2 separate regions of the Homo sapiens genome follow, and region 1 is linked to region 2. The links are chromatin loops, found by intact Hi-C in ENCODE. Cell type or tissue: chondrocyte. All regions are shown on one strand. Each heading gives the region's core, and the rest is flanking DNA. Links, peaks and the distances in the headings are about the cores only. Region 1 overlaps LINC02668 (long intergenic non-protein coding RNA 2668). Region 2 holds the start of LOC124902539 (a long non-coding RNA gene).

Region 1 (10,913 bases), core at 5,698-8,197, 290 kb after region 2:
TGCAAGACTGAAGATGTGTGTTGAGCGGGGTGAGGAAGCGTGGGGGACTCGGCGCTGGAGGAGCCCCGGGTGTGTTTAGGGTTTGTGGTCAGGGGCCCTGGGCACCAGGTCCAGTCTGAAGCACCCGGGGGGATGGACGATGTTTGTGTAAGAGAGGGACAAAGGGATGGCAGGGTGGCCAAGCAGAGACGCGATTCCCTCTGTGCCCTTCCTGGACCAGCTTTGTATTCTAACAGCAACGTCTCTGTTCTTGGGAAGAGCTCCTCGGTGATTACCTGCCCGCCCCTTGTCTCCTCTTATTCCCGCTGCCACAGGGCAGGGCCGCCCAGCTCCAGCTCAGACACACACCTGCTCCAACTGCTGTGCTGGTCACAGGCCCAGAGCACCACGTGTCCTCTGGGGTCTGTGTGGTCGGCGCCGTGCGTGGGACCACTGTGAGTGACCCTCCTCTTGTGTCACAGAGCCACTGTACCCGTGTGCACCTGTGCTCTGAGACCTGGATACCCCTGGAAGGACAGACACCGAGGACCCGAGTGCACTGGAGTCCCGCTCCCACAGATCCTGCTGCTGGGAGAACTGTCAGCCAGGAACGGGACTGCGGTGGGGAATTCCTTCTGTCAACACACTTTCTAATCTAAGCTCCAGACTCCACTTCCAGACTAGCACAGGCTTTTTCCCCCACATCTCCTTCTCTGCAGCCGGGGCTCCTGCCGGGTCTGCGGAGCCCAGAGCCATGCTCTCTGCCGACTCCATCTCCAGATGCCTGCCCCGGCACCCACGCTGTTGCCAGGACACCAGTGAACCCAGACAGGGTGAGCAGGTTGCAGCAGGGTACCGGGAGGAATGCCCGGCTGGCCCATGTCTTGAAATCAGTCTCATTGAACAATCCGGGAAAGAGATGACCTAGCCTATTCTAAGGCTATCGATGTGAATTGGATTCTTCCATTTCCCCTGAATTCTCTGATTAAAATGATAATTATGCAATAGCTGTTTTCCATTTTAAAAGCTGAGTATGACTTCCCTACTTGGTGGAAGGCTGTCTGCCCAGAAAATGTTGCTATTTAATGCTTTCTGAAAAAGCGTTATCTGTATTGTATGCATAGAATCCACTTGTTGCCACAATGCCCCCTCCTAAAAATTATCGCTCGGGCAGAGACGCAGCTGGCTGGATCTGGTTCTGCCCCCACCTGGTCCCTGGGTCCCCTCTGAGGCCTGCGTCACCTGCTCTGCGCAGACTTCTGCCACCTCTGGATGGAGGCCATAGCCATCATTGCACAGAAGTGCACCTGCGCGCAGTGGAGTGACTAACGCCCGGCTAAAATGTCCAGGAGGCGGGGGCCAGTGGCCTGGGCAGACCCGCACTGGCTGGCCGCACCTGCCTGGTTTGTCATCACTGGTTTGTGAATAGGCTGGAAATGCAGAGAAAATCCAGACACTACACCAACAGGAAAACGAAGTCTCCTCAGCCTCCCATCACACAGCCACCCACAGTGCCAGGACGGGCTTGAGGTGTTTCTCCTGCTGCTTTAAAATAGATATAGATAGATGTCAGGCCGTTCCATTCGTAGCCATAGCTCACCCCTGGGTCTGGCTGTCGAAAACCTGTTTCACTATGGAGAAATGGGGCAAAAATACAAGTTATACATAGTCATTTTCAAGCGCACATTATATATATTCTGAAACATCAATAGGATTTCCACCCAGTTCAGGACACTTACCTTAAATGTACTTCAGCCTGCAGCCTGGGTAGTGTCATTTTGTGAAAAGGATGATATGCTATAAATAACTGTCCGTCAGACCTAGAAGTGGGATGGCTCATGAATAATGCATGAGCTGTGCACAGCAGCGCTGCCCTTTGAATCAGAGAACATGTTTTTCCCTATCTCCAGAGGGAGAAAGCCCTCTTCCAGCCCCTTTTTAAATTCTTCACTTGGAATGAACCTGACTCCTTCTTGGAAAATCCAACCCCAAATCAACACTCAAGTCCTTGTGTTTTCTTCTCCCCACTTTGAACAAAGGGTGGCTGTGGGTTTGAGGGTCTGAGTCTCTCCTCTTTGCCAAGGCTGCACAGCTGTAGCCCCCACTCCATCCACCTCCAGGCGCCCGAATCCATGCCAACAATTGAAGAACACGCGAGTGACCCTGCTACCGCAGGAGTGTGTTGCAGCCAGGGCTGATGGGGAGCAAATGCAATAACCCTATCTCTGCCGGACTTGCACCTGCTGCCGTCCAGCTTGGTCAGGCAACTCCCACGCAGGAGCCGGGTGACAGGCCTGGAGGGTGGCCTTGCTGGGCCTGGACACCAGCACACGCTCGAGGCAGAGCAGCAGGTCAACCTGCCATTGCCAAAGGCCTGTTGCTCTCCTGCTCCGCCAGCCAAGGCCTGGAAGGGAAGGAAGGAAGAAACAGGGCCCGAGTGCCCTGGCTGGGATAATACCAGGACAAAGGAAGGGGACGGAGAACGGCCTCTGCCTCTGGAAGGGAAAGTGATGGGGTCAGGAAGGAGGAGATGGTCCCAGAGCCAGATTGGAACCCGCCAATGCCAGGAACCAGCAAATAATTGTTGAACAAATGAATGAATGAGTTGATTGTTCTAAAACTTTTGATAGTCTTGGAATGGGGACAGTCCAAAGCTATAGGGTCTCATGGGATCATTCATTCTTTCATCACACGGCTGTGGAGGACGAGGCTCTGTGCCTCTCATCTAGTGGTGGATTTAGAGGAGTTATGAGTCACAAATGGGGCATCCGTTTACGATCTTCTATGGCCCATTAAGGGATTCCCATTCACCACTTAAGCCGCAGGACAGGGATATCGCGTTCCTTTTCATTCTCCGATCACTCACTCACCCACCGAGAACTGTGCTGAGCCCACCCCGTGCTCACAGGACGTGGGGCCCACAGTGAAGGGACGGGGAGGTGAAGTCAGGGAAAGAGGAAAAAGACGGATCCATTAGACACAGGACGTGGCACGGGATTGTTTAGGAAACTGCCATCTTCCTGAAAATATATATTGTCTTTTGATGACTCCCTTCTTAGGGACAAGTCAAATTAACTGAAGAAACTTCTTTTCCCCTTCCCCAAATTTTTGTTGCTACCGTGCAGATATGGATTTAGATGATAAATATCATATATAAAGAGGCCACGAGACTTCTGCTCACTTCCTATCTGCCGTGTCCCTGGCCCTGTGCAAATAAAACCTCTGGCGTCTGCATCTACCTCAGAGCCTGCTGCTGCCACCATTGAGAGATGGAGAAGCAGGAGAGTGTCTGGGGAGTCAGGCGAACCCCAAAGACAACCCACAGACTCTATTCACACAGGAGCTCGAGTGTGGGGAGGCCAGCAAGCCGCCTCCCTGGCCACAAAATCTCAGTCATGAAGGTAAAGGCCAACTACATTTTAATGCAATATGTTTTTAAAAACCAAAGTTAGTACAAAAACCCATGACAGACAAAATATCACAATTTTAAAGACAGAATTGCTGATACTGGATTTTTTTTTTATCCTATGTCTCCAATATGGCTCAGCACGGCACCGGGCCATTGTGTCTAATCTCGATATTAACTTGGCGTGATTTTTTTTCTTTTTTTTTTTTTCACTCTGTCGCCCAGGCTGGAGTGCAATGGCGTGGTCTTGGCTCACTGCAACCCCCACCTCCCAGGTTCACGACATTCTCCTGTCTCAGCCTCCCAAGTAGCTGGGACTACAGGTGCCCGCCACCACGTCCGGCTAATTTTTTTGTATTTTTAATAGAGATGGGGTTTCACTGTGTTAGCCAGGATGGTCTCGAACTCCTGACCTTGTGATCCACCTGCCTCGGCCTCCCAAAGTGCTGGGATTACGGGCGTGAGCCACCGTGCCCGACCAACTTGGCGTGATTTTCTTTGCATTCACGTGGATGTTTTAGGAGAGCCGCGGCACCCTCTGCCCCTCACTGTCCTCATCATCCACCAGTTCTCCACTCGGTGCCAGGTCCCCAGCTGGCATGCGTGACACCACTGCAACATGCTCAGTGGCCCCTGAACCTCCTCCAGGAGACGCCCACACTGGGTTGTAACTCCCTATGCAACATCGGCTTCCACCACTCGACGGTCGGCACAGAACCTGGTCCTCAACCACCCCTGAATACATAAACGATCCTATGAATCAATCCATCCATGAATCAATCCCCCAAGCGTGATCATCCAGACGGGATGCAAAAGATCCCGGTCCTGTTCTCCTTTCCCTTCCGCTTAATACCTTCGGCTTCCTCCTTTTCATACTCCAGCCTCCTGCCTCCTGACCCACACACACCCCACCCCTAAGCCAGCAAAGCCAACGGGTCCAGGGGTGACCTGCCGGTGAAGAGCGACAGAGCAGAGGCACCTCCTAGGGACTGGGGCTCAGACGACCTGGCTCTGGGTAAGACGTTACTCTAAACACGTTTCATGGTTTGTGTTTCTGCTTATATAAAATAGTCATCGGTAGGATTGCCAAGAGCCCAGTTACATTGAATTTTAGATAAATAATAAATAATATTTTAGTATAAGTATATCCCAAATATTGCATGGGATATACTTATAGCACAAAAAAAATCATGTGTGATTTATCTGAGATTCACATTTAACTGGGTAACCTGTATTTTTATTTGCTAAGTCTGGCAGCTCCATCACTGATGTGCCGTTTTAAAACTTCAGACATCACTTTGGCAACAGCATGGTGACCTCATCTCAACCCCCAGCTGTGCCTTCGAGTCTTATTCAAAACGGCATCTTTTTAAACTCCTGGAAGGACCAAGTCTCATGATTTTTTAATACATGATATTTGTCATCTAAATCCATATTTGTGCAGTAGCCACAAAAATTGGAGGAAGATCACAGCTGTAATCCCAGCACTTTGGGAGGCCAAGGCAGGTAGATCACAAGGTCAGGAGTTTGAGACCAGCCTGGCCAACATGATGAAACCTAGTCTCTACTAAAAATACAGAAATTAGCCAGGCGTGGTGGCAGGTGCCTGTAATCCCAGCTACTCTGGGGGCTGAGGCAGGAGAATCGCTTGAACCAGGGAGTTGGTGGTTGCAGTGAGCCGAGATCGCACCACTGTGCTCCAGCCTGGAGACAGAGCAAGACTCCATCTCAAAAAAAAAAAAAAAAAATGGAGGCAGAAGAAAAGAGGTTCCTTCAGTTCACTCGGCTTGTCTCCAATAAATGTGTCATTAAAAACAACCTAAGTTTTCAGGAAGACTGGGATTTCCTAAACAATTCTATGCCACGTCCCATGTCTTACGGATCCGTCTTTTTCCTCTTCCCCTGACTTTACTTCCCCCATCCCTTAACTGTGGCCCTGACCTCCTATGGGGCACCGGATGTAATCACAGCAGTTCTCAGTGGGTGAGTGAGTAATCAGAGAATGAAAAGGAAGGTGATACCCCTGCCCTGTGGCTAAAGTCATAAATAGGAATCCCTTAATGAGCCACATAAGATCATACAGAGATGTCCCATCAACAAAAGTCCTAGAATGATAATAATAATAAAGTCTTGAAAGATGTATTTTGGGGTAGGATATTAAACACAGAAGGAAATTAACCTGACACCAGGCATGTCAGCCTCGGTTCCCAGACCCTCCAGCACACACATCAGGAGACCCAGGTACAGGCTCATCTGTCTGAGTGACTTTCCAGCCCTGTGCTTGGCCCCTTGTCTGGTTCTGTCCATTGTCTGCCTTCTCTTCCTAAGCCATCCATGCACGTCCTAGACAGACACAATGACGGAGCCAAGGACTCTGTGAACGAGGACAGGACATGTTAGCAAAGTCCTCAGCTGCCTGACACTGTGGTGAGCCCATGGGAGGAAAACCATTGGGCCCCAACCCTAAGGGCCAGTCGTCACTGGGCCACAGAAAGGCACACAGACAGCCATCAGTGGGGCTCCAGGTGCCTGATGAGGAAAGACAGCAACATCTCATGCTTAGGGCATTCCCAGCTCAATGAAATAAAGGCAATATTTTATTTAGCAAAAATTGTCACTATTTGTTGGAATGAGAGTCCCTCCTCAAGGCTCACAAACTGTCTCCAGGAGGATTTGTGCCATGGACTACAGCAGGGAGATTGTTTTATCATTATGATTATGAAGTCCTACCCGGCAAAGTCTGAAAATTTTGGTAGAGAAAGCATAAACCTTCTGTGTCTGTGAAGGAAAATTGTTATTGCTACTGAATATATGAATGCAAAATGCCATAATACAAAGATTTTTAATGCATTTCTGTCATATAGAGGGAGAGTAGAAGCTGCTTGAGTTTATTTAAATATTGTTGACAGAAAACTGCTGTCTTTAGGAGCCTAGCCATGGATTAAGATTCATATATATACACATATATACATGCAAATTAAAATGTTGAAAAAGAGACACTTATCAACATAACCTTTAGAAAACCAAGAGAATCTTGTAGCCTGAGAGCATATTCACAGGAGAAAAGGGAAATTCATGAACACCTCATTTTACTTCCTCCCGTAGGAGCTGGGAGATGGGAACATCACTAGACCACGAGCCGGAATTGCTGCAGGAGGATTCCCACACTCTGGGCCTCCGTGGGCACCACGAGGACTGGACGTGCGACCCCAGCTCTCTGGGTCTCAGTTTCGTCTCCTGCAGAGCATCTGAGCTAGACCGTCTCTAAAATTTCATCAAGCTCCTGTATTCCATTCTATTCTGAGATGCCCAATTCTTATGCCTGCTAAAAACCACAGTGAGAAATAATAACCTATGTCCACATTTTTGTTTCCTAGGAGAAATATCAACATGCGTCTGCCAAATAAAATATTGTATTAAATGAGTTATTTCAAAAAGTATTCTTTGACCACCTCAACATGTGTTAAAAGGAATGCCACATGTTAAAAGGAATGCCTCATGTTACACGGAGTCCTTCTAGGGTAAGAAAGAGAGGTCATCTGTGAGACAATGTCTGCTTTTGAAACTCTCCACATAACCATGGCCAGCACTGACCCCTGTTGGAGTAAGATACAGGGAAGAGGCAGCCAGGCAAGCTGGAAGAATGGAAAAAGAAAAAGAGAGTCTAAGAGACAGGAAATTTGATACCAAATCCAGGAAATTTGATACCAAATCCAGGAGCGCTGCATCCTCTATACCAAACCCAGGAGCCCTGAATCCCTCTACACCAAATCCAGGAGCCCTGAATCCCTCTATACGAAATCCAGGAGCCCTGAATCCCTCTACACAAAATCCAGGAGCCCTGAATCCTCTATACCAAATCCAGGAGCCCTGAATCCCTGCATACCAAATCCAGGAGCCCTGAATCCTCTATCAAACCCAGGAGCCCTGAATCCCTCTATACCAAACCCAGGAGCCCTGAATCCCTCTATACCAAATCCAGGAACCCTGAATCCCTCTATACCAAATCCAGGAACCCTGAATCCCTCTATACCAAACCCAGGAGCCCTGAATCCTCTATACCAAATCCAGGAGCCCTGAATCCCTCTATACCAAATCCAGGAGCCATGCCTCCTCTATACCAAACTCAGGAGCCCTGAATCCTTCTATACCAAATCCAGGCACTCTGAATCCTTCTTTACCAAATCCAGGAGGCCCAAAACCCTCTATATCAAATCCAAGGTGTCTGGACCCCTGTATACCAAATCCAGGAGGCCCGTGGCCGTCTATAGCAGATCCAAGTACCTGTGTGAGAGACAATGTGAACTTGAGACCATGAGAACGACGATACGTCTGACCACATCGTGTCCCCAGCACGTGATAGGATAGTACTGGATTGGCCACAGAGCCGCCGATATGCACAACCTGTACAAAAACATCCACTTTTCAGGGAGGTGAAGACACAAGGGAGGGGGTCAGGAGGCACCTGCCAGGAAATGTGCTGTGTCTTTTAACTCAATGACCATTCCACACCTGGGTTATAACATTGCAGTGTCTATGGAATGAAATGGGGGAAATATAAAATGAATAAGGAAGGAAGCAGCACTCAAGAGTTTTATCAGCCAGAGAAAAGTTACTGTTAATATTGTTCCTAAGTTGTTTTTTGATTTTTCTTTTTTTTTCAAATAGAACCTGGATCCTATTGTGCTATATTTTTTTTTCTAACTTGACATGGCATCACCAGCCTTCTCTCTTGTTTCTAACTTGACATGGTACCACCAGCCTTCTCTCTTGTTTCTAACTTGACATGGTATCACCAGCCTTCTCTCTTGTTTCTAACTTGACATGGTACCACCAGCCTTCTCTCTTGTTTCTAACTTGACATGGTATCACCAGCCTTCTCTCGTTTCTAGCTTGACATGGTATCACCAGCCTTCTCTCTTGTTTCTAACTTGACATGTTATCACCAGCCTTCTCTCTTGTTTCTAGCTTGACATGGTATCACCAGCCTTCTCTCTTGTTTCTAACTTGACATGTTATCACCAGCCTTCTCTCTTGTTTCTAACTTGACATGGTATCACCAGCCTTCTCTCTTGTTTCTAACTTGACATGGTATCACCAGCCTTCTCTCTTGTTTTGTTTTTGGAATATTCTGTAAGTGCTGTGTGATCCACAGGACCTACCCCAGGACCTCTGCGCCTGCACCTCCAGCGTCTGTCCTGTGCTGCTACACCCTGCAGCCGCTGCCAGGAGCTCCTGCTGGTGAGGCCCCCAATCAACAGGTGCCCTGGTTACTCTATCTGCAGAGGAGAAGACAGAGCTCAGAGGCAGCACAGGTGCAAATCCAAATGGGGCTGTCACCAAGTTGACCCTGGAATCTTAAATAATGCCCCTTGCAGGTGCCTACTATGTTGGGGCTTCTCTGCACTCCCACCCTTTCTCAACATCATCCCAACAGCACGTCTCCATCAGACGTGGGCTTTGTGACCCCCACCCCCAACCAACCATCCCCACAGAGAGGCTCTGCCCCTGACCTAGGGTGGGCACTCACCTTCTTTCGTTGTTTGCTGTGGCACAGGTGAATTACTCATCTTCTCTATGCCTCATCTTCTTCATATAGGGCAGGGTCTGCCTACCTCATAGCAGAGCTATGAGGGTGAAACTGCATCTGTCTGCATGGTTGTATTTCCATGACATCACTTACACTGTCTGCCTTGGGTGTGATTCCATGCACGAGTCTGTCTCCACTCAGTGACACTCTGGAGAGCTGGAAATGCCTCTGATTCATCTTTCAGTTGCCACAAAACCTAGCACAGAGCCTTGCCCTGTTAGGGAAATAGAAAGACCCCCTTTACTTATTTTATAATTTTCCCCAAGCGCTACACTTTGAGTGTAGGTGTCCGGAGAAGAATTGTGAGGAATGTTCTGATACATCAGCAATTTTTCCCCACCTTTTTGTATCTTATGCACCTGCTCCCAACCCCGTGTGTGTGTCTCAACCCCATCAGGAGTAGATGATGCAGCCCACAGCCCAGAGAGACACAATGGCACAAATTCCCAGCCCCGGAGTTCCATGTGCTGAGGTGCAGGCAGAGACAGTGGGTTTGGAAGGATGTTTTTATCTGAGAAACCCAGTCTCCCCCCCACCTCCAGACTAGCTGTGTTTCTCTAAATGGGAGGAAACGGAGAAAGAGTATCCTAAGTGGGAAAAGGACACTCAATGCCGCTGGGTTCCTGAGAAGGGACTTCGGCCCCGTTGCCCACCCCTGAGGACCAGAGAAAATGATGGGATCCCCGACAGGTGTGGGAATCCAGGCACAGAGAAAGCAAGGCTACCATCCCAGGGAAGGCCCCGGGGAGGCCCTGCACAGCACAGAAGCACCCACATGGGTGGCTGGTCTGTCCAGACGCAGTCCCCAAGATATTCTCCGTGCCCAGGTGGAGAGGGAAGCTGTGGAGTCATTTCCTCCATACCCCAAATAGAGGCTAGACTGGGAAGGAGTCGAGAGAGAGATGTGGAAAAGCCTTTTGACAAGAACAAAAGATAGTGGTGTTGACCAATGGCCTGGCCAGAGAGGACCCCCATAGAGAAGATACTTCCAGCAGAGGCCAGGTGACAAATGACAGGAAAGCACAGGCTGGCCCTTCCTGCAGGTGAGACACCCTGGAGACGAACCCAATTCCCAGAAAGGAGGGGCGGGGAGGCAGAGTCACCAGAGCATTGGCTGAAGTTTGTCTCTCCTGCCAGGCAGATGGCTCGCACACCACAGACCTGGGTCACCTGTCAACGAGGCACCTGTTTCTCTGGCCTGAATTCTAACCAAATATGTCTTTAAAAGTGAACCTACTCTTATCCCAGGTGCCTCCCCCGTGATGGGGGCACACTTTGGTTGGGGTCCCACATCTGGCTGAGACAGAACTCTGAACAGACAGAACACCTGTGGGAGGACAACAAGACCTCATCCCCATAGGCCTTCTTAACACTGTGTTTCTACCTCGTGCCCATTTCTTATGCAAGTCAGGAAAGCGTCCCGCGTCTCCAGCAACCACGCTGCACGTGGCTCGCCACTAGAACGGAAGCCCACAGGAACAGAGGCCCTCCTGGCCTTGTCTACCACGGTACCTGGAACAGAGTAGGTGTTCAATCACTGCTTTAGTCCATGAATGACACACATGTGGATTCACGGCCTGATGTGTAGAAACCCATACGTACACACAGGCAGGCATGAAGCTCGCTGTTGAAAGAGTTACGTAGGTCAGTACTTCTTAGGGAGACAAATATTCCCTGAGCCTCTAGATAGGCCCCTTAATTCTCACGACAGATATTCGTTTTGTTTGTTTGTTTTGTTTTGTTTTGAGACAGAGTCTTGCTCTGTCACCCAGGCTGGAGTGCCGTGGTACGATCTCAGCTCACTGCAACCTCCACCTCCCTGATTCAAGTGATTCCCCTGCCTAAGCCTCCTGAGTAGCTGGGATTACAGGCATGTGCCACCACACCCAGCTAATTTTTGTACTTTTAGTAGAGGTGGGGTTTCTCCATGTTGGCCAG
Region 2 (10,913 bases), core at 4,832-7,331:
ATCTTTGAGTCACACCTTGAAAACTCGAGCTCGTTGTCCGATTCATGAGCCTGGCCTCTGCTCTCTCCGGCTGTGTCGTCCACACCCCGCATGCTTGCCGGCTGATGGCAAAGCTGTCGCTGTGCCATGAAGGGGCCAGTGCAGACTGCGGGGATGGAGCTCAGATCCACTGTCTTGCTTTTCTGCACGGCCGCGAGGCCAGTGTGAATCCTGGGGTACAGCAGCATCCCGGCCCACATGCCCATCTTGATGAGAATTCTCTGGATAAGGGCAGCAGTCAAACAAGTGTGTGGCAAGTCAGGTGTTTGAAGTGAGAGAAGCCTATTGCCATTATCTCTGAATGAAACCAGAGCCCTCATTCTCAAACAATCCTACTTGGAAAAATATGACCTTAAAACATCATCACAACTGAAAGCCAACGAACTCTTGAACGAGTGCTGACTTTCCCAAATGCCTGCTTCGTTGGCTTTCTTGAAGGAGAAGCTAAGAAGTGGAACCTTGGCTATACATGAATGATGCCAACGACGCTAAGGAAACCCTCACTCTCTAACACAGGCTCCACGCCTAATTTACGTGGCCCCGGGAATCCAGCTACATCGGATTCAAATACAAGATCCATAGTGATGGCGTCTGCTGGGCTCTCTGCGTTTTGAATTCACCAGCATTTGAACTCATTCTTCGGGCCTCTGCTGAGATTTTCTTGTCTGACCAAGGGGATGCCAGCCTAACCGGGGAGAACACGAAAGAGAGAGTCAGCAGGTGCTGTCCTGTGGGTCAGGGCTTTAGGTGAGAGGCTGAGAGAGCAAGGCCAGTCAGAGGAAGAGGAGGAGGGAGGAGGACTCCCCAGGCACTCTAAGCTCTGCCTCCTGCTCTCCTGGGGCCAGAGAATGAATACAGGTCTATATTAACTTCAGGAATAACTTGGACCTAGATCTGGGAAGAGCTCGTTTGTGATGATGGTGTTTTTAATCACTTTCACTGTAACAGTTGGTTATTTTTAAAATAGAGCTTCCTGCTGTTAATCTTGGAATCTGCAGGAGAAGCAAGTTAGAAAACCTCTAAGAGACCATACAATGTTTCAGAAGGAAAATGCAGCAAAGACCAGCCAGTCAAGCAAGGAATTCCCATAAGTTCTATCTTATCCTTTTCCTCTGGGCTCCGGGACCTTTCTGCTATTCTGTTCTTATTCCATTTGTTTTATTATTTTTTTTTATGAGGAAACTGATCTCACAGCCACGTGCATTGCAGTACAGAAGGGATATTTGTCTAAGAAAGAAATGAGACCTCCCTTGTCCAATGAGATCACTTAGTGATTTATGCTCATTGAACAATTCTCTGTGATTCCAGGACTCTTGTCAGCTCCAATGCTGTGGGTGGTTTGACCCTGAGTGGGTCCAAGAAGCCACTGACATCACCATGATCAATACCCCGTGGAAAGTTCCTCTCTGCCTTAGAAGAAGGAGACAGAGGCCCTGATGTGTGGAAGGAAGCTGGCCCACTCCCACTGGACGCTGCTACAGCCTCTGAGCTCACCTGGGAGTTACCCGGGAGGGAATGTCCCCAACAGTCTCATCAGCATGAGGATAGAATTTTATCACAATGATAAAGTGTGATATGATCATTTGTCCTAGGGCACTGCTTAGAAATTGTCACTATCGGCCGGGCGCAGTGGCTCATGCCTGTAATCCCAACACTTTGGGAGGCCGAGGTGGGCGGATCACGAGGTCAGGAGTTGGAGACCAGCCTGGCCAATATGGTGAAACCCTATCTCTACTAAAAATACAAAAATTAGCCGGGCGTGGTGGCAGGCACCTGTAATCCCAGCTACTTGGGAGCCTGAGGCAGGGGAATCACTTGAACCCAGGAGGCGGCGGTTGCAGTGAGCCGAGATAGCCCCACTGCACTCTAGCCTGGGCAACAGAGTGAGATTCCATCTCAAAAAAAAAAAAAAGTTCACGATCTAAGACTTCTGTCACTTGAGTTCTATAACCATTGTATAAATGATCAGTGATGCCAGTCACTGGCATTCACGGCTTGTGTTCTGCCTAAATGTTCTGCCTAAATCTGGCTCTCTTTCTGGAGAAATCTCCACCCCACCCATGTCATCATCCCAATCTTTCGCTTCAGCTGCCTATAAATAGAATATCCTAATCCCATATACCAGCCAGGTCACAAGATGTAGTGAAGAAATCATTTGTAGTCAGAAGAAAAGAAATGTTGTATGCAAAAATTAAGAATAAAAATAAATTAAGGAAAACATACATGTTTCTGCCTGTCCTGATGATACACTTGCAAATTCAGAAAGTCAGCACACCTAAGGAACAAGAAAGAAAAAGACCACAGAGTGATTCAGGGACACATATTTTCAAGTGGAGAAGCGAAAGAAAAACAGCTTTAAATGTGTGATTGCACTTGGACTCAAAAGAGCACAGAATATTGGAAAGAGTAGGATCTGACTTCTTTCTAAAGACGGGAACACGAAACCCCAGTAAAGCCAGATCCTTATCTCAACAATTCTAAAAGGGAAAACCATATGGGATCCCAGAGGAGTGGACACACCCCAGGGCTGCTCACACGCACAGATGCTGTCACACAGATTTTCCTAGAATCTGTTTGTTTTGTGGACCGTTTTTCCCTTTAGTTAACTTGGGGTGTATGGAATGGAGGATGAAGTTAGCATTAAAATCATGGTGAGAGAGGAATAAACCAACAGCCCTGGAAGAACCACTGAGTTTTTAAAGGAAAAGTCACTTTAGTTTATGTTGCATTCACTTGTAGCCCCCTTCTAGACACTATCTTATTGCAAAAATGGTGGGAGAAAGGGTAATACACTCATACACTCATTTTTTTTCTTTTTTTTTCATTTATAATTAATGCCCCCAGCTGCCTGTAAAATGGGTTTGAGGTCCCATTGGTCCTGGTTAGTCGACCAGCTGGGAACTAAATTATTAAATAATCATTTGAAAATTAAATAACTTTATTTCATTTCTCCTTGTACTAGGACTCATTAGTACTTTCCATGGCATTTCAAATTTTGATCTAAACAGCAGTAATAACTATCTTTAGATTCCCCAAATATTGTAACCCCAAAGTTATTTCATCCTGACATACTGGATACAGATGAGAGAAGTCTCACATCTAACATTTAACAGGCTACTGTCCTCCCAGGGAGGGGAGCGTCTGCACCACAGCCCTCACAGGCACCAAGAAACATTTAGCAGTGCAAGTAGGAAATCAGTAATAATGATAATAAATTTAGGTATGTGTTTGTGGGTTTGAGGACAGACTTATTTTGAGAAAACATATACTGTCATTGGTTGGATATGAAGAAATGGAAATAACAGGACTAAGAAGTGTTTTAAAAGGATAAGTATGAGGTTAGTGGTTTACCCTGATACTCAAAGTTTGCATCAGTTAAAAAAGCTGGAGTAGAGACAGAAAAAAAGGAAGATATTTGAAACTGGACAGAGCAAAGTTTGATCTCAAAAGCAAAAAGCCAGTTTTGAAAAAGATTTAGAAGTTGCTCTGGAGTAAAAAATCCTTCTTCTTTGACTTTGAAGCATTCATTTTTCTCCAGGGAAATTAGAAATTTCTTAGAAATGACCTCTGTTGGAGCAGCACCATGGAAAAATATCTTCACCACAAACAACTCCGTTTCTCAAGTATGCAGAGCCATTGATGCAAAATGCATTTGACTCATCGTTGGAAGAGACGTTATATTTAGTGGTGGAGCTGGTAGGATATTTTTAGAAATAGTAAAGTTCACAGAATTTTTAATGTGTTGAAGGTCTTTAGAAGATAAGGTTTTTAGGGGATGTGCAGAAGTGGCCATTCGCCATCAGGACTTGAAGGCCTCGTTCCTGCTCCATAGTCACTGGATGCCTTGATATCCAGACCCCGAGACACGCCTGCAGGTCATTTCACGCTGGATATGGGGTGAGGTTCAAGCCCATCCTTGGGGTAATCTGGGGCTGGATGTGTAACATCCCAGGCCGCTGCAGATTTCTTTCAAGAGCCTCCAGTAACACTTAGTTCTTTGGAGAAGAAACTATCCAAATTTCAGAGCCAGAAGGATATCAACAATCCATAGCCATGGGCACCCATCTCAACTGGAACTCGAGGACACTGAGGCACAGAGACCCAAGGGCCTCATGTCAGGCAGCCCAGAGCACTGATGGGCCCCCAGGCACATTCCTTGCAACAGGGCTGCTCTTGTTTCTCACTAGATGAAGTGAAGGAACCAGGGTGCTGCGGAGGGTGGGGGAAGCCCTCGCCACATACAAGAATCATGCATTCTTGGTTGAAGCTGGGCTGTGGCTCCCTGAGCCCTGTGCTATCCGGTCACCTTGCAGCTTTCCACTCATACTCGTACAATTTTCCATGGGACAGATTTAAAAAAGTATCACCCTTCTGAGGAAGATAAGTCAGATGACCCCCAGCTCTACCCTTCTGGGAACTCATCTGTCCACCCTGGCTCTCTGCTCCCACAGGTTTCCCTGGCTTTCCTCTCTCGCAGAGCTTCACTGGCTCTCCGTTGTTTATGACTCACCATCTCAGTTGCAGATGTACTCTTCCCGGACCGTAAGTCACTCCATGTGATGAGTCACCATCCATGTTCTCCTGAGGCCAGCCACTGCTGCTAGTGTGCATGCAGGACGAAACCGAGGCACAGCCATGCACAGAATCCACCTTTCTCTCCTTTAAAAAGGAAGCCCTTATTTCTTTTCTCTATTCCAATCGCTTTAGATGTGGAAGTGGTTTTTGGTTACGTGGATGAACCGTATAATGAAGTCTGGGATTTTAGTGCACCCATTACGCGAACAGTGTCAATTGTGCCCATTTTGTAGTTTTTTATCCCTCACCCCCAGCCACCTTCCCCACTTCTGAGTCTCCAGTGTCCATTATACCACTCAGAAGCCCTTGCATACCCATGGCTCAGCTTCTACTTAAAAGTGAGAACATACGATGTGTGGTTTTCCATTACTGAGTTACTTCACTTGGAATAACGGCTTCCAGTTCCACCCAAGTTGCTGCAAAACACATTATTTCTTTCTATGGCTGAGTGGTATTCCATCATGTACATATATCACATTTCCTTATCCACCCATTGGTTGATGGGCACTTAGGTTGGTTCCACGCCTTTGCAATGGTGAATTTTGCTGTGATAAACATACATGTGCAGTTCTCTTTTTGACATAAGGATTTCCTTTGGGTAGACACCCAGCAGTAGATTGCTGGATGAAATGGTAGATCTACTTTTAGCTCTTTAAGGAATCTCCATACTATTTTTCATGGGGGTTGTGCTAACTTACATTCCCACCAGAAGTGTATACGTGTTCCCTTTTCACCACATCTGCGCCAACATCTATTGTTTTTTGTCTTTTTAATTATGGCCATTCTCATTGGGGTAAGGTGGTATCTCATTTTGGTTTTAATTTGCATTTCCCTGATGATTAGTAATGTTGAGCATTTTTTTTCATATGTTTGTTAGCTGTTTGCATAACTGCTTTTGAGAAATGTCTATTCATGTCCTCTGCCCACTTTTTGACAAAATTATTTGTTTTCTTTTTGTTGATTTGTTTGAGTTACTTGTAGACGCTGGATACAAGTTTTTTGTTGAATGAATAGTTTGCAAATATTTTCTCCTATTCTGTGGGTTGTCTGTTTACTCTGCTGATTATTTATTTTGCTGTGCAGAAGCTTTTTAGTTTAATTGGTCCCATTTATTTATTTTGGGTTTTGTTGCATTTGCTTTTGTGGTCTTTGTCATAAATTCTTTGCCTAGGCCAATGTCTTGAATAGTTTTTCTTAGGTTTTCCTCTTAGGTTTTATGGTTTCAGATCTTTGATTTAAGCCTTTAATCCATCTTGAGTTGCTTTTTGTCTATTTTGAGAAATAGGGATCCAGTTTCTGTCTTCTCCATGTGGCCAGCCAGGGAAACACTCATTTCACTCTGATTCAACAGCAACTTATAAAGCCAGAAAGTAACAAGGAAGTTAAAGATTTCTCTTATCAACGTTTCACTCTCTGCAAATTGACCTTTACAGAGGTAGTTCTTTTAAGGTACATAAAAAAAGAGATCCTGTACAAATGAATGTGCCAACAAATTACATTGGAGATGTATTCTAAAGCCATCTCTAGGTCAAATGACTTGCCTTTGGTATTTTGAACTTTTTTTTTTAAGATGGCATTTTGCTCTGTCACCCAGGCTGGAGTGCAGTGGCACAATCTTGGCTCACTGACTGTAACCTCTGCCTCCCAAGTTCAAGCAATTCTCATACCTCAGCCTCCTGAGTAGCTGGGATTGTATGTGCGCGCCACCACGTCCAGCTAATTCTTTGCATTTTTACTAGAGATGGGGTTTCACCATGTTGGCCAGGTCTGTCTCGAATTCCTGACCTCACGTAATCCAGTAATCCACCCACCTAGGCCTCCCAAAGTGCTGAGATTACAGGCATGAGCCATCGCATCCAGCCTTTGGACTATTTTTTCCTTACTTGTTTCCCATTCCATTGTAATCATTTACCACACTTTATTTATTTATTTATTTTTACACAACTAAGATATGAGCATATCACTGTACTTTAGATCTAATTAGTTATCTGAGATGTAAATAAAGGCTTTGATTCTTTGGACTTGGTAAGGAATGTCTGAAGATTCATAGAACGTGCTTCATCATGAGAGCTACAAAACAGGGAATGCGAAACTGCCAACATACAGTGTGTTCACGGACGTGACCCATCCAGACCAGATTCCTATTTCCAAGTGGGATTCGGAGCTGCAGGTCACATCTGAGCTCTGATCAAATGCGGAATAAGAGCTGGCCACCCATCTGCAAGTTCCTGGGTTCTCCAACCATGTACTGAGCACAGTGTTAGAAATCCTGGCATAACTCAGGCTTTTGAAAGTTCAGATAGCTCTACATGTATTTCGATTTTGTTTCCGAAAATAGATTCAGGGAAAAAAAATCACTTCCGACCACCAGCACAACAAAATTGACCATGCTTGGTTTCCTGATCTACCTCAATAGTGAGACCAACATAGTTTTATGTGACTGGTGGTTTTGGTTTCTCATCCTATAGGGTAGAGCCACTTTATGGCACAGAGGACTCAGTCGTGTGAATAAGCATCAAATCTATGAGATTCACTTCTACACCGTGCCCATACCCCACCGAGATCACGCTACCTCACCCCAGCCCCCAGGTGGTCTCATCAGTAAGTCACAAAAAATTCCTGGGAAATTTGGGGATTGGCTAGTGTTACCTACAATCTTGAGAGGTCATTTAAATGGACGTATACCAAAGAGTTGGCCAGTGATCCTCACTGCATTCAACTTCAAGTTGTGATAAGCAGGAGAGAATGCAGGTGCCTTTAGAGTGGCAGGCTCAGGACCTGGGGCCCTCTTCTCATTTGTCACAAAGGCCCCTCCCTGGGTGATGGGATCCAATCTCATGGCTTAAAATCGTCTGTCAAACTTACATTTCTCTTTTAGACCTCTCTCCTACATTCCAGGTCACACATCAGACCACTGATTTCACAGTCCCAGGTGGTCCACTTGCATCTCAGAATCCCAAGCTAATGACCGTTCGCTGCCACACTGCACACCTTCCAGCCGTCCCCACTTGTACCAATGGCAAGTCCATCCTTGCAGATACTCAGGACAGAGATATGGAGTCGATGGTGACTCTGTCTCCGACACCTCCATCTGAGGCATGAGCAAATCCCACACATACCCAGATCCCAGCGCGCCTTCCCGTTGCCGCCAGAGTTACTGCAGTGGTCTTCTAGTTAGTTTTTCTGCTTCTACCCCGTAGCTGATCAGTCCATTCTCAATGCAGAAGTCAGAGCGCTTCCTTAAATTTAAAAACAAGTCAGCCAGCTGTGGTAGCTGGCAGGGTATGAGGAACAGGCAGCCATGGGCTGACTGTGTCTCTCCACCCCAGCGTTTGGCGTGTAGGTGGGCATGGAAGGACGGGACTCGGAGGGTGGCACTGAGTGATCGTCTGTCTCCCCCGGTGAATCTCCGTGCAGACGGTAGGATTCTTTAAAGGAGAGAGATGGGCGGATTATCAGCCATGTTTTCATAACCCACACAAAAATACTTCTACTATTTGATAGGGTTTGTCCCAATCTTCGTTGATTCCAAATATATCATACAAAAGAGGGAAAGTGCCTCTGAAGACTAAAGCTCCGCAGTCAATGGATGCATGCATGACAAATTGCTATTTGCAGGTAACAGGGCAGCGCCCTCTTTCTTTTCATTCATTTCCCTGCCACTCTGGAGTGGGATTTCCACAGCACAGTATTATCTCCATGATACAATATTTCACAGAAAAGACGCTTCAATGCTGATCAATCTCTACACTTGCCACTATGTAAGTACAATGTCCAGAAGTTTTATGCTTGAAGAAATGGGTCTTCTGCAATAAAGCACTATTCATAGGACACCTTATCATGTAGGCATCCGAAATGTCTAATACAAACACCAAAGAAAAATAAACAGCTCAGTCACCAGGAAAATCACACACAATAAAGTCCAATTTATTTAGAAGATTAATGGCATCAAGGGTAACATATTCTCTTTATTTATAAAATTTTATAGATAAATGGTACGCCCAGAATAGCTCCAGATGCCTAACAGAGTAAGAGAGTATCTGTTTTCTTCCAGAGACATATTTCATAAGAAAGTGAAGGAATAAATCATTTTTAAAACGGTAACATTGTTGGGTGAACCTAATTGAATTATTAAAAGGAAGCCCATTTTGAATTGCTTTAAATGCTTTTTTTACCCATCACTTCACCATCTTATACAGTCTAATATAGACTCCATTTTTAATTTTGTCTCCTGCTTGAAGTCAACTTTTCAAGCAGAAAGGAAACTTTGCAATCACTTGGCTCAACCCATTTTTCAGTTGACCCAGAGTTTACCTTGTTTTCTCAAGTTTATGGAGCCCATAAGTGCTGGATGGGTTTCACTTACTGTTACTCCTCTTCCTTAATGCCCTCGGTGTTCTGTGATTCTTATTAGTATCCAGCCCCTGTCCTTTGCTGTTTGTGTGGCCTTGGGTTTTCTAATGGGTTGGATGAGTCAGTTACAAAATCTCAGGCCTCCAACTCTAGAGTTGAACTTTGCAGAGTCTCTCAGACTCACAAAGACCCTTTAATAAACAAACTTTCCCTAGCTTAATGGAAGTATCTGATTCAACCAAAATATTAGAAATTAATCATGGCATGTATTTCTTCTTTTGTTCTACTTATCAATCAATTATTACTTCAGTAATATTTCTTGCATTGTTTTTAGTGAATTCAGCATTGATTATTTTTTATTTCTCATCCATCCAAAAGCACCTCTGGAGTGGTGTGATGTGCTGTCTACGTGGTCCTGCGTCCTTACTGGGTCAGCTCCTGGATATTTTAGAGAGCCCTCTGTCTGCTAACAGCACAACAGTTCATTTCTTTCATAGCATCAGAGTGCTGTATTGGTTCTTTGGCATTCAGTACAACAATTAATCATTTGCGAGGCTGACATTGATTGTGTGTCCTTACGTGCATTGTGTTTTCGTGTGCTGCCCTGTGTTTCAAAAGAGGCCGTGAGATGGGGAGGCATGGCCTTATTCACCACGGGGCACCTACCTCGATGCTAAGGATAATCAAGCATTAGTCTAGTGGATAGTAACATGGCAGACGCAGAAGACTGAAAGGAGGGTGAGTGGAAGATGTAGACTGCCCAAGGCGAGGCATTCCACGGAAGAGGCCTTGAGTTTGGCGTCACTGTGGTAATTTTTCTATGACTCGCATCTGGTTTTCAGCCATTTCACCTGGGAATTTCTCAAGAATGATGATTATAAAACACACTAGAGAGTTCTAGCTCTGAATATCTCTCATAAAGAAAAGCACCATTTGATGACTTAGATATCAGTAGCTGCAAGTTATGGCTACTTTTACTGAGAGTCAGGCGAAATGACAACATTCCACATACAGCTTTCTGCAAATAAGTCTTATGCTGGAAAACATGGAAGAGGAGCACTCTAGTAGGGCTAGATATCTAGCACCAAAGCTCAGGCTCTCTCGCCATTTTGCCACAGTGGATCTTCCACCAAAACTACCAATAGCAAACTCACACCATCCCAAAGAAGGTAGAATAATATTTGTGAGCATGTCACGTGGGTGAGGAAATTTCATATGCATTATCTAATTCACTTCTTTTAGGAAGGTAGCATCTTCTCCATTGTAGAAATGGGAGAACCTTCTCAAAATTACACAGTTAGCAAGTGAATTAATACAAATACATGAAGGCAGGCTCTCCTGAGTTCCAGATATAGTCGAAGTGAGCCATGAGAAGGTCACTAACAGAACTCGTGCAGTAATTATATCAACTTAAAATGCAAAAGAGACAGGCTGAGAGTCATCTATTAATGTCCTTAAAGAAAACTTGGGCTGGGCACGGTAGCTCATGCCTGTAATCCCAGCACTTTGGGAGACTGAGGGGGGTGGACCACCTGAGGTCTGGAGTTCGAGACTAGCCTAGCCAACATGGTGAAACGCTGTCTCTACTAAAAAATACAAAAATTGGCTGGGCGTGGTGGTGCGTGCCTGTAATCCCAACTACTTGGGAGGCTGAGGCAGAATAGCTTGAACCCTGGAGGTGGAGGCTGCAGTGACCTGAGACCACACCATTGCAGTCCAGCCTAGGCAACAAGAGTGAAACTCCATCTCAAAAAAAGAAAAAGAAAAAAGAAAACTCATGCTGCCCGGGAGACAAGAGCAGGTATCTCAAGAAGAAAAGCCTAGAACAGGCCCTGGAAGACGTGTTGCTGTTCTGCTCTGTAGATGCAATATTGCTGGGGATGTTCTGCTCTGCAGATACAATATTGCTGGGGATGATTTAAATTAAACCCCTTTACTCTGTGCCC

What was found. Hi-C counts contacts between places; a loop is a spot of excess contacts. Peaks named below come from ENCODE experiments on the same cell type or tissue, not always from the same donor. Only the 100,000 strongest peaks of a DNase experiment are listed, where the experiment ranks them.
Region 1: a loop joins it to region 2, with 2.7 times the contacts of the local background. A loop is called at or near these places in 3 of 110 quality-filtered maps.

The regions. Positions count from the first base shown.
Region 1 is chr10:3,228,160-3,239,072 of GRCh38, reverse strand. It overlaps LINC02668 (long intergenic non-protein coding RNA 2668), which reads left to right. Exons shown (of 3, transcript NR_187504.1): 3 at 6,491-6,809. Among named protein-coding and RNA genes, the nearest start is that of LINC02668, 24 kb to the left of the region's middle. RefSeq lists an enhancer at 1,765-2,264. In chondrocyte, for the core only: a CTCF peak has its summit at 6,983; no DNase peak of the experiment used is centred there.
Region 2 is chr10:3,519,679-3,530,591 of GRCh38, reverse strand. The region is part of intron 1 of LOC105376360 (a long non-coding RNA gene); the gene reads right to left. LOC124902539 (a long non-coding RNA gene) reads right to left here and starts at 4,978. Exons shown (of 2, transcript XR_007062363.1): 1 at 2,263-4,978; 2 at 1-724. RefSeq lists an enhancer at 1-427 and a silencer at 4,475-4,646. In chondrocyte, for the core only: a CTCF peak has its summit at 5,919; no DNase peak of the experiment used is centred there.